2 separate regions of the Mus musculus genome follow, and region 1 is linked to region 2. A link is a loop called in an ENCODE intact Hi-C map of the cell type or tissue named here. Cell type or tissue: left cerebral cortex. All regions are shown on one strand.

What was found. Hi-C counts contacts between places; a loop is a spot of excess contacts. Peaks named below come from ENCODE experiments on the same cell type or tissue, not always from the same donor. Only the 100,000 strongest peaks of a DNase experiment are listed, where the experiment ranks them.
Region 1: it touches region 2 in a loop (4-fold over the local background); 1 of 42 quality-filtered maps calls a loop at or near these places.

The regions. Positions count from the first base shown.
Region 1 is chrX:100,714,213-100,718,212 of GRCm38, forward strand. It overlaps Kif4 (kinesin family member 4), which reads left to right. Exons shown (of 30, transcript NM_008446.2): 23 at 1,369-1,539; 24 at 2,059-2,166; 25 at 3,119-3,196; 26 at 3,725-3,823. The region is part of intron 2 of Gm52438 (a long non-coding RNA gene); the gene reads right to left. Among named protein-coding and RNA genes, the nearest start is that of Gm52438, 13 kb to the right of the region's middle. In left cerebral cortex, no CTCF peak of the experiment used is centred here; a DNase peak (open chromatin) is centred at 2,148.
Region 2 is chrX:100,665,798-100,669,797 of GRCm38, forward strand. Kif4 (kinesin family member 4) reads left to right here. Exons shown (of 30, transcript NM_008446.2): 8 at 1-51. All of the region lies in intron 2 of Gm52438 (a long non-coding RNA gene), which reads right to left. Among named protein-coding and RNA genes, the nearest start is that of Kif4, 42 kb to the left of the region's middle. In left cerebral cortex, no CTCF peak of the experiment used is centred here; no DNase peak of the experiment used is centred here.

The DNA.
Region 1 (4,000 bases), 48 kb after region 2:
ATATATATAGCAAGTATACATTTATGTGAGCTATTGATTGTTACTGGAAAAAAAAAACAGAAGTTGTTACTGGTTAAGCATAAAGTATTGTACTACCTTGAAAAACATGTATGGGATGTGTATTTAAAAACTTGAGACACCCTCTCAAGGAGAAAACTTAATCATTAGATAGATAAATAGATAGATAGATAGATAGATAGATAGATAGATAGATTCATTTTAAGGAAAATTGATTTTTTTTTGGTTTCTATTGAGACATGAGTGTTTCTGTGTAGCCTTTTGCTGTCCTGGATCTCCCTATGTAGACCAGGCTGGCCTCTAAGATCCCAGAGATTTGACTGCCTCTGCCTCCAGAGTGCTAAGATTAAAGGCGTGCGCCACCATACCCAGCTTTCTTCATTGATCTTAAATGTACGGGTTCATCATAAATTGTCAGAAGATGAATCAAAGCAATCACTCAAGCGATACAGTTCCCAGATCCACATTGCAACACTTTATACAGTCTTGTCTTGGGCTAACAGACTTATTCTGCTAAGTAATCCTAACTAGTCTTAGGAATACTGCTCATTATCTGGGCTAGTATTAAAAATCAAAGTAGGCCAGTACAGGATATCTATCGGTCTTGCCTAAAGACGTATATCTAGAAAGATCTATGATTTCAGCAATCAAACTTCCAGGTTTTTGCCAGGCATGTTGGTATATACCTGTAATCCCAGCACTTGGGAGGCAGAGACAGGCTGATCTTAATGAGTTTGAAGCCATTTAGTTCTAACATGTAAACAGAGATTCTGAGACAGAATTGGCTAATAAGCTGGGTCCTGTGAATTCCTCTTTAAAATTTAAGATCTACTTAAAAGTTTCAGAATTTTGGAATTGTCAGATACTGTCCATGTTAGGTTTATTCTTACCTTGAAACAGAGCAACAGATAAATGACCCAGTTGTGGCTTCTACCCTGTCTTTGCATAAATATCAACTTATGGCCTAGGAATGAAATGGTCCTTTTAAGGGGCTGGAGAGATGGTTCAGTGACCCCACTTTTGATTCCTAGCACCCATGTGGTGGCTCACAACCATCTGTAAGTCTAGTTCTAGGAGATCTGACATCCCTCCTTAGGCCTCTGCAGGCACCAGACATATTGTATACAGATATACATGCAGAAAATACTCACGTACACCAAAAATAAAAACAATTAAAGCCAGTAGTAGTGTTTCAGTTCACTATTAGAATCCACATGACATGGGGGAAAATGAGAGTGGACTTAGACTTTCTTGGAAGCACATTTATCAAACTGTTTCAAGAAAGGTGCCCAAAGAATGGGAGAAGATAGATCCTTCTGCAAATGCAATGCCTTTCTCTTACCTTTTCAGCTCGTCTCCTCCAAAATACTGGTGAGCAAACTAGAAAGCAGCCTGAATCAGAGCAAGGCCAGCTGTATTGACGTGCAGAAGATGCTGTTTGAGGAGCAAAATCATTTTGCTAAGATAGAGACAGAGTTAAAAGAAGAGCTGGTCAAAGTGGAGCAACAGCACCAAGAAAAGGTAACTGAGCAAGAGAAGGAGTTACGGCGAGTCATGGGCGGCCACTGCCTGTGCTTGGTTAGTTTTTAAAAGGGGTAGAAGCTGCCTATCATGGTGCTGATGCCTATAAGCCTAGCACTCTGGGAAGGTAAGGCAGAAGAATGCTCTTAAATTTAGAGCCATTCTGGACTATACTGGGACCCTGTCACTATTTGAAAAATAAACAGGCACTAGTGGCCCATGAAGCTTCCTTCGAAAGTTTATGTGGTCTTTTCCACATTTTGCAAGTAAGTAACCGGAAACAAAAAAGACTTGTCTAAGTGGCTCATAACCACTGGCTCAAAGTTTCAGGTGAACATGCAGAGAGGTTAACACCTCTCCTAGGCTTATCACTTTGGACCATGAAAAGACAAGACATTCTTCCTCTTTAGCTCACAAGGAAGTTCCATGGACCAGGGCTTGAGCTAGAGAACATCCTTTCCCCTTACTCCTGGGATACCCACCCCACCCCCACCGCGTGCTGCCTCTCTCTTTCCTTAGGTGTTGTACCTTCTCAGCCAGCTGCAGCAATCCCAGATGACAGAGAAGCAGCTGGAGGAGTCAGTTAGTGAAAAGGAACAGCAGCTGCTGAGCACACTAAAATGTCAGGTATGCAAAACATGATGGAGAATCCTGACTCATCTGGGCCATAGCGCTTGCAGCAGAAAGTGACTAACCACCAACAAACCAGAGCCTTTACTCCTCCTTTGAGGTCCTGTTGGATCTGGTTAGGGGGAAATCAGCGAAACTCCAATAAGAGTCGCCTAACTTTCAGGGCTAAAACCGAAGCCTCCATGTCATACTCAGGACTCCTGATTCTTGTGCCTTAACCCTGAGCTTTAGAGCTGAAGAAGCACACTCATCTAGTAGTTCCTTAAAATCTTGATGGCAGCGGGCTAAAGTGGGCTTTGTGGTGAAGCTCACTTAGTGTTCTTGCAGAGGGCTTGAGTTCTCGGTACAGGTCCGTCAGCTCATGAGTCCATGTAACTCCAGCTCCAGGAGGAATCCCATACCTGGCTGTCAGCCTCTCCAGGCATCTGCACTCAAAGGCACATACACATAATTAAAAATGATAAAAATAAATCGAAAAATTCCTAAGGGCATTCAAATATACATCTCTGAGCTTGTTCTGATCTGAGGACTGACATGTTACTAAAATGTCCAGGATCTAAAATTCTTTCAAAGGCTGGGAACACCACGCCCTTTAGAAACATGTTGGAGCACTACTTTAGTCCAACGTAGAGTCTGTCTCCAGGGTTCCCTCAGCTTTTCCCACCTTAAGACATAACCAGACTGGTTAGAGTTATATACATGAATCCTGTTGCCTTAACTGCCAGCAAATTGAGTTAGGCGCTATGCACATCATAGGTAAGAATGGGAAAGGGCAAGAATGTTTGCTTCCTTCAAGTGTATTCAGGGATGTTGGGGGAACACTGAAATATAGAGGGAAAAAAAAAACATCAGCTACTAGACAGTTGAAAGTAGTGTTTTCATCTGAGCTGTTTAGTAACTCATGTGGACCCAAAATAACCCCACCTATAACTGTGCAATCTGCAAATAGGAGGAAGAGCTTAGGAAGATGCAAGAAGTGTGTGAGCAAAATCAGCAGCTTCTCCAAGAAAACAGTGCCATCAAGCAGGTAAGACGACCTTCCACCCACTGGATAAGCCTCAGGAGACTCCCAACTGAGGCTAGCCCTTGGAAACAGCCCCCAGTTTGATAACTAGATTTATGCTGGTTTTGTGTCGTCTCCATTGAGTTTTTTGTGTGATCCAGTCATATACATTTCAAAGTGTTAGAAACACAGGTTTTTGCCAGGCATGTTGGTATATACCTGTAATCCCAGCACTTGGGAGGCAGAGACAGGCTGATCTTAATGAGTTTGAAGCCAGTTTGGTCTACATAGTAAACTCTCAGCCATCCAAGGATACATAGTAAGACTCTGTCTTGTAAAACTCACAAAGAAACAAACAAAAAATAAAGTATATCTCCTCCTGAATCTAGTAGTGATCTGAGAAAGTTAGAGTCCTCCGACTACTGTCCTGTCATGGGCCTCACATGTATTATATAACAGAAAGCTAGCTCAGGTCTGAAATCTTTGCCTTAGCCATGAATACTCCCCAAATCTGCCCTAACATTATATACTTTGTCTCTCCTATTCAAACAGAAACTGACCCTACTCCAAGTAGCCAGCAAACAGAAACCCCATCTCACAAGAAATATCTTCCAGTCTCCAGACTCTTCCTTTGAATATATTCCACCTAAGGTAAAATGTTCAGACCTGAGTGAGTGTACTAAACTTGTCGTTTGTCAGAGGCTAGAAGAGGAAGGAGTCCCAAGTAAAACTAGAGTACAATTCTAAAGAAAACAGGCATCCAGCTTCCCCAGAAGGCCCTTGGGGTCGATCATGCACAGTTATTATGTAACCCAGCTGAGAAAGAGC
Region 2 (4,000 bases):
ATTATTAATATTGATCCCCAGGCAGCTGAACTAAATCATCTTAAACAACAGGTATAAGATTTTATAGGCAAGTTACAAATATGTGAATGGGATGATAGAACGTCTATTTCTTTGTTCTATTTATACTTTTAAAATAAATCCTAATACTGTGTTTGCTATCCATTTTAAAGATTGGGGATGCCATTGGGGATTTTACTGATAAAAGAATAAAGTGTAGCAGATAAAGCAAGAAACCTTTACAAGAGCCAAATCCTGACGTTTCTTAATATGTTCTGTTAAAGATCTTGGAACTGGAAAGTACTGAGAACTACAGATTTTAAGAGTGATGAAGTGTAGTTGAGGGAAATCTGTTTTCTGTGCACTTGTACAGAAAACACATGAAAAGTGGCCATGACTAAAAAGAAGCAAATAAGCCAGGCTTTGCATTAACCTGGGTGAGAACTGTGGCCTGAATTAAAAACAGTAGCAATAAATATGAAGGAAAGGTAACACAGAAGACAAGGAACAAGAGGAAAATAGAGTTTATGGGGTTTGCCTAGTTGCAGAGTTAATGTAGGAGAAGAAAGTCTGGTAGGGGGAGCCAAGTTTGATCTTCAAGTTTCTTACTTGGATTACTGAATAAGTGTTATATTGACCAAGGAACGCAGATGGAAACCCAGAGTCGTACATGAGAACAGAAATGGTATATTTAGTTTGTGAATTTGAAAGACATGTGGGAAATGTAAGTACAAAGAACGCAAATCCAGGTGGCTGCATGGGCTGGATGTAGAGGGTCTCGGAGGAAGGATAAGGAGGCAGCTGCAAGAGCAGTAGCAGTTAGATGGTTTCTGAACGTAGTGAGCAGATGAGTACAGCAAGAGGACTCACAATGTCTGCTAAAGGACGCAACGAAGAGGTCCAAACTCACAAGCTGAAAGCACCGGCACTTAAAGAATGGGAAAGGAGAGGCAGATAAGAATAGACAGGAAAAGAAACTAATAACGTCACCAAAGCCAAGGAAAGAGCATTTCAAGGACTGTTGGCATAAGTATAAATTTACAAAGAAATATTACGTTGGAAAGTATCTATTGGGTTTTTTTTTTAATCTACAGGGAAGCTGTTGGCAATGACTATGAGGTCAGGGAAGTACTAAGAGCCAGTCATGGGATGATAAATAGATTAGTAAATAAGTGAATGGCTTTTTGTCCAAGGAGGCAAAATGAGAAAAGGCAATGGTCCAGGTAATCAAGGACAACGAAATATAAGTTTGTATTTTAAATATGGGAGAGCCTTGAATAACTGAAAGAACTAATCAGACAAGACTGAAACAGAACCGGGACTAAGGGCAGTTTATCTTCTAATTGCAAGCAGATGGGTAATAGGATAGGGAGAGGGCTTAAAGAGACCACACATGGCTTAAAATCACTCAACAGAAATGGAAAGGTAGCTAACTCCATGTAATGTGTGGCCCTGTAAAGATGACTTACAGAGCAGCTCCGTCTTGGGGTAGGAACTGAGAAGGCAGGAATTGTATTGATATGGGAAGTTTTGAGGGTTTCTGCTTGCTTGCTTGCTTGCTTGCTTGGTTTGTTTGTTTTTTTCGGCAGAGACTCATGTAGCACAGGCTGCCCTTGCCCATTTCTGTCGTTGAAGAGCGTCTTGCTTCTGTCTCCTCATTGCTGGGACTAAAGGTGACCACCACCATGTTCAGGTGTTGATCTAGGGTTTTTGCTTTCTTTGTTTTTGTGTTTGTTTCCCTTTGTTTTGAGATAGGGTCTTACTATGTAGCCCTGACTGGCATGGACTCACTATGTAGACTAAGCTACCTTCAGGTTCACAGACATCAGCCTGCCTCTGCCTCTCAAGTGTTAAAGGTGCACATCTCCATCCACGGCCCTACCCATGCAGGTTTAAAAGCATCACGTTTTCCTGCATGCTAGAGAATAGAGGACTTAATTTCCACTTGGAACTGTATTTCCCACCGTCCAGTACTCCCTCCTCCATCTTCCTCCACAGTGATGATAACTATAATCTCTTTTCCCTTTTTCTTCTTCAGGGTCTCTGTAGAGAGTAATAGTAATTATCTGCCTGTTGGATCTTCTGGTCACTTTCTAATCACTTCTTTATTCATCCCAACAGTAAATATTTATCTAATCATTATGTGACAAAAACCATACTAACATAGATATCTTGTTGGACAAAACAACAGTTTCTGCCTTCATGGAGTTTATTGTCTGGCGTGAGAGATAATATTTAAATAGTTAGATAATGAGCTATCATAAACTGGGATAGTTTGGTATAGTATACTATGAGAGTATATAGTAGGATTTTCTGTTATACATCTAGCCTGAAAGCAGTGTTTGAACTGAGATGTGAGGGCTTTATATGGGAATAAATTACAGGAAATAAGGAGGAGTCCTAGGGAGAAGAGTAACCTATCAGGAGCATTGACACTGTAGTCAGGTTACCCAGGTTCAAGACCAAGTGCTCTATCTTACTGTGTGCTTTGTAAAAGGTCTTTGTGCCTCCATTTCCCTGTCTACATAATGGAAATGATAGCACCTGCTTCCTAGTGTATTGTGGATATTAAATAAGTTGTTACATTTGAAGAGCTGAAAAGGGTGCCAGTGTGGCTACTGTGCAGAAAGCAAGGAAAGAGTATTACTGTGTGGGGCTAAAGGAAAGCTGACATCTGATCAAGGATTTGTAAACTATAGAAAACTATTTTAAGGTAGGTGGTCACACTGATGGTTGACACTACTAAAAGATTGCTATAAGATAATCCAACTTATGAAGTGGATTAAAGTGGTGCAAGAACGTGTGGATCCCATTTAAGAAGGCACCGTAGTCCAAGTGAGACTTAGTATTGGGGACTTGAATTTAGGATGATAGAAGTAGTGATAAGGAAACATAATCAGCAGATAAGGGAATGAGGGTGTGGTCCCCAGGTTTGGCACATAGAACTAGATATGCACTGACCTAGAATCACTGAGGATTGTAGGCAATGAAATAGAAAATCAGGTCAATTATAAAGTTTAAAATTAAGAAAGATAAAGAGTTAAGATAAACTTAGAAGGCACAAATTTCTACGTGGTAATTGAAAGAGTAAATGAAAATTAAGAATATAAAGAAATAGTATACAAGATAATGATCTTCGGGAGACTTGGTCATTTATGGGATAAGTGAAACAAAGATGAACCAAGGGACAGCAATCAGAAAAGGGAAATTAGAGAGTATAGTATCTGGTAAGCCTGATGCTACCAGTCAATAAAGTAGAATGAATATTGGAAAATACCTATACTATAATAATCTGGGCAAGCATCATATTGAAATAGGTTAATGAGAGATGAATAAAAAGAAATAAAGACTACTGGTGTGAACATTTTCCTTGAACTTTAGAAAAGAGAACAATGGGGCAGAAGTGAATGTATTTTAATAGGAAGGAGATGATAGAAGGAGAAGTTGAAAGTCTGGCAGAGAAAAGAGGCAGTAACGAGTGAGGCTCCAAAGCATTAACAGAGACCAGCCCAAGGGTCTGGAAGAGAATGTTTCCACATAAGCTCTAAGGCACTTAACTGTACCTGACAACTTCGTGTTGTCGGGCTTATATTATTATTTCCTTCTCTTTCTCATTTTAGGTTATTCTTCAACTACATGCAGACTTAAGAGTAGAGGCCATATTATATTTCTGTTACATTGCATATCCCAGTGCTTTGATTTTTTTTAAAAGGGGATACTTAATGAAAACTCACTATGATACTTAGATAAATCAAAGACACAGCTCATCGTCTTCTACATAGCAGTTGTTCATGTAATGCTTATCTTTTTATCATTGATTCATTAGCTCTGATGTATTCTGTAGTGCTTAAAATGTACTTAAGGTTTCAGAGGCATTGAGTAAAATTACCCTATTGCTAATTGTAGTGACTTCATTACAAAGAGATAAGCAGCATTTTGCCAATTGAAGTGGACAGTCTTGACTGTGTATTCTGGTCTGGCTTAGTGCTCAGGAACTCACTGT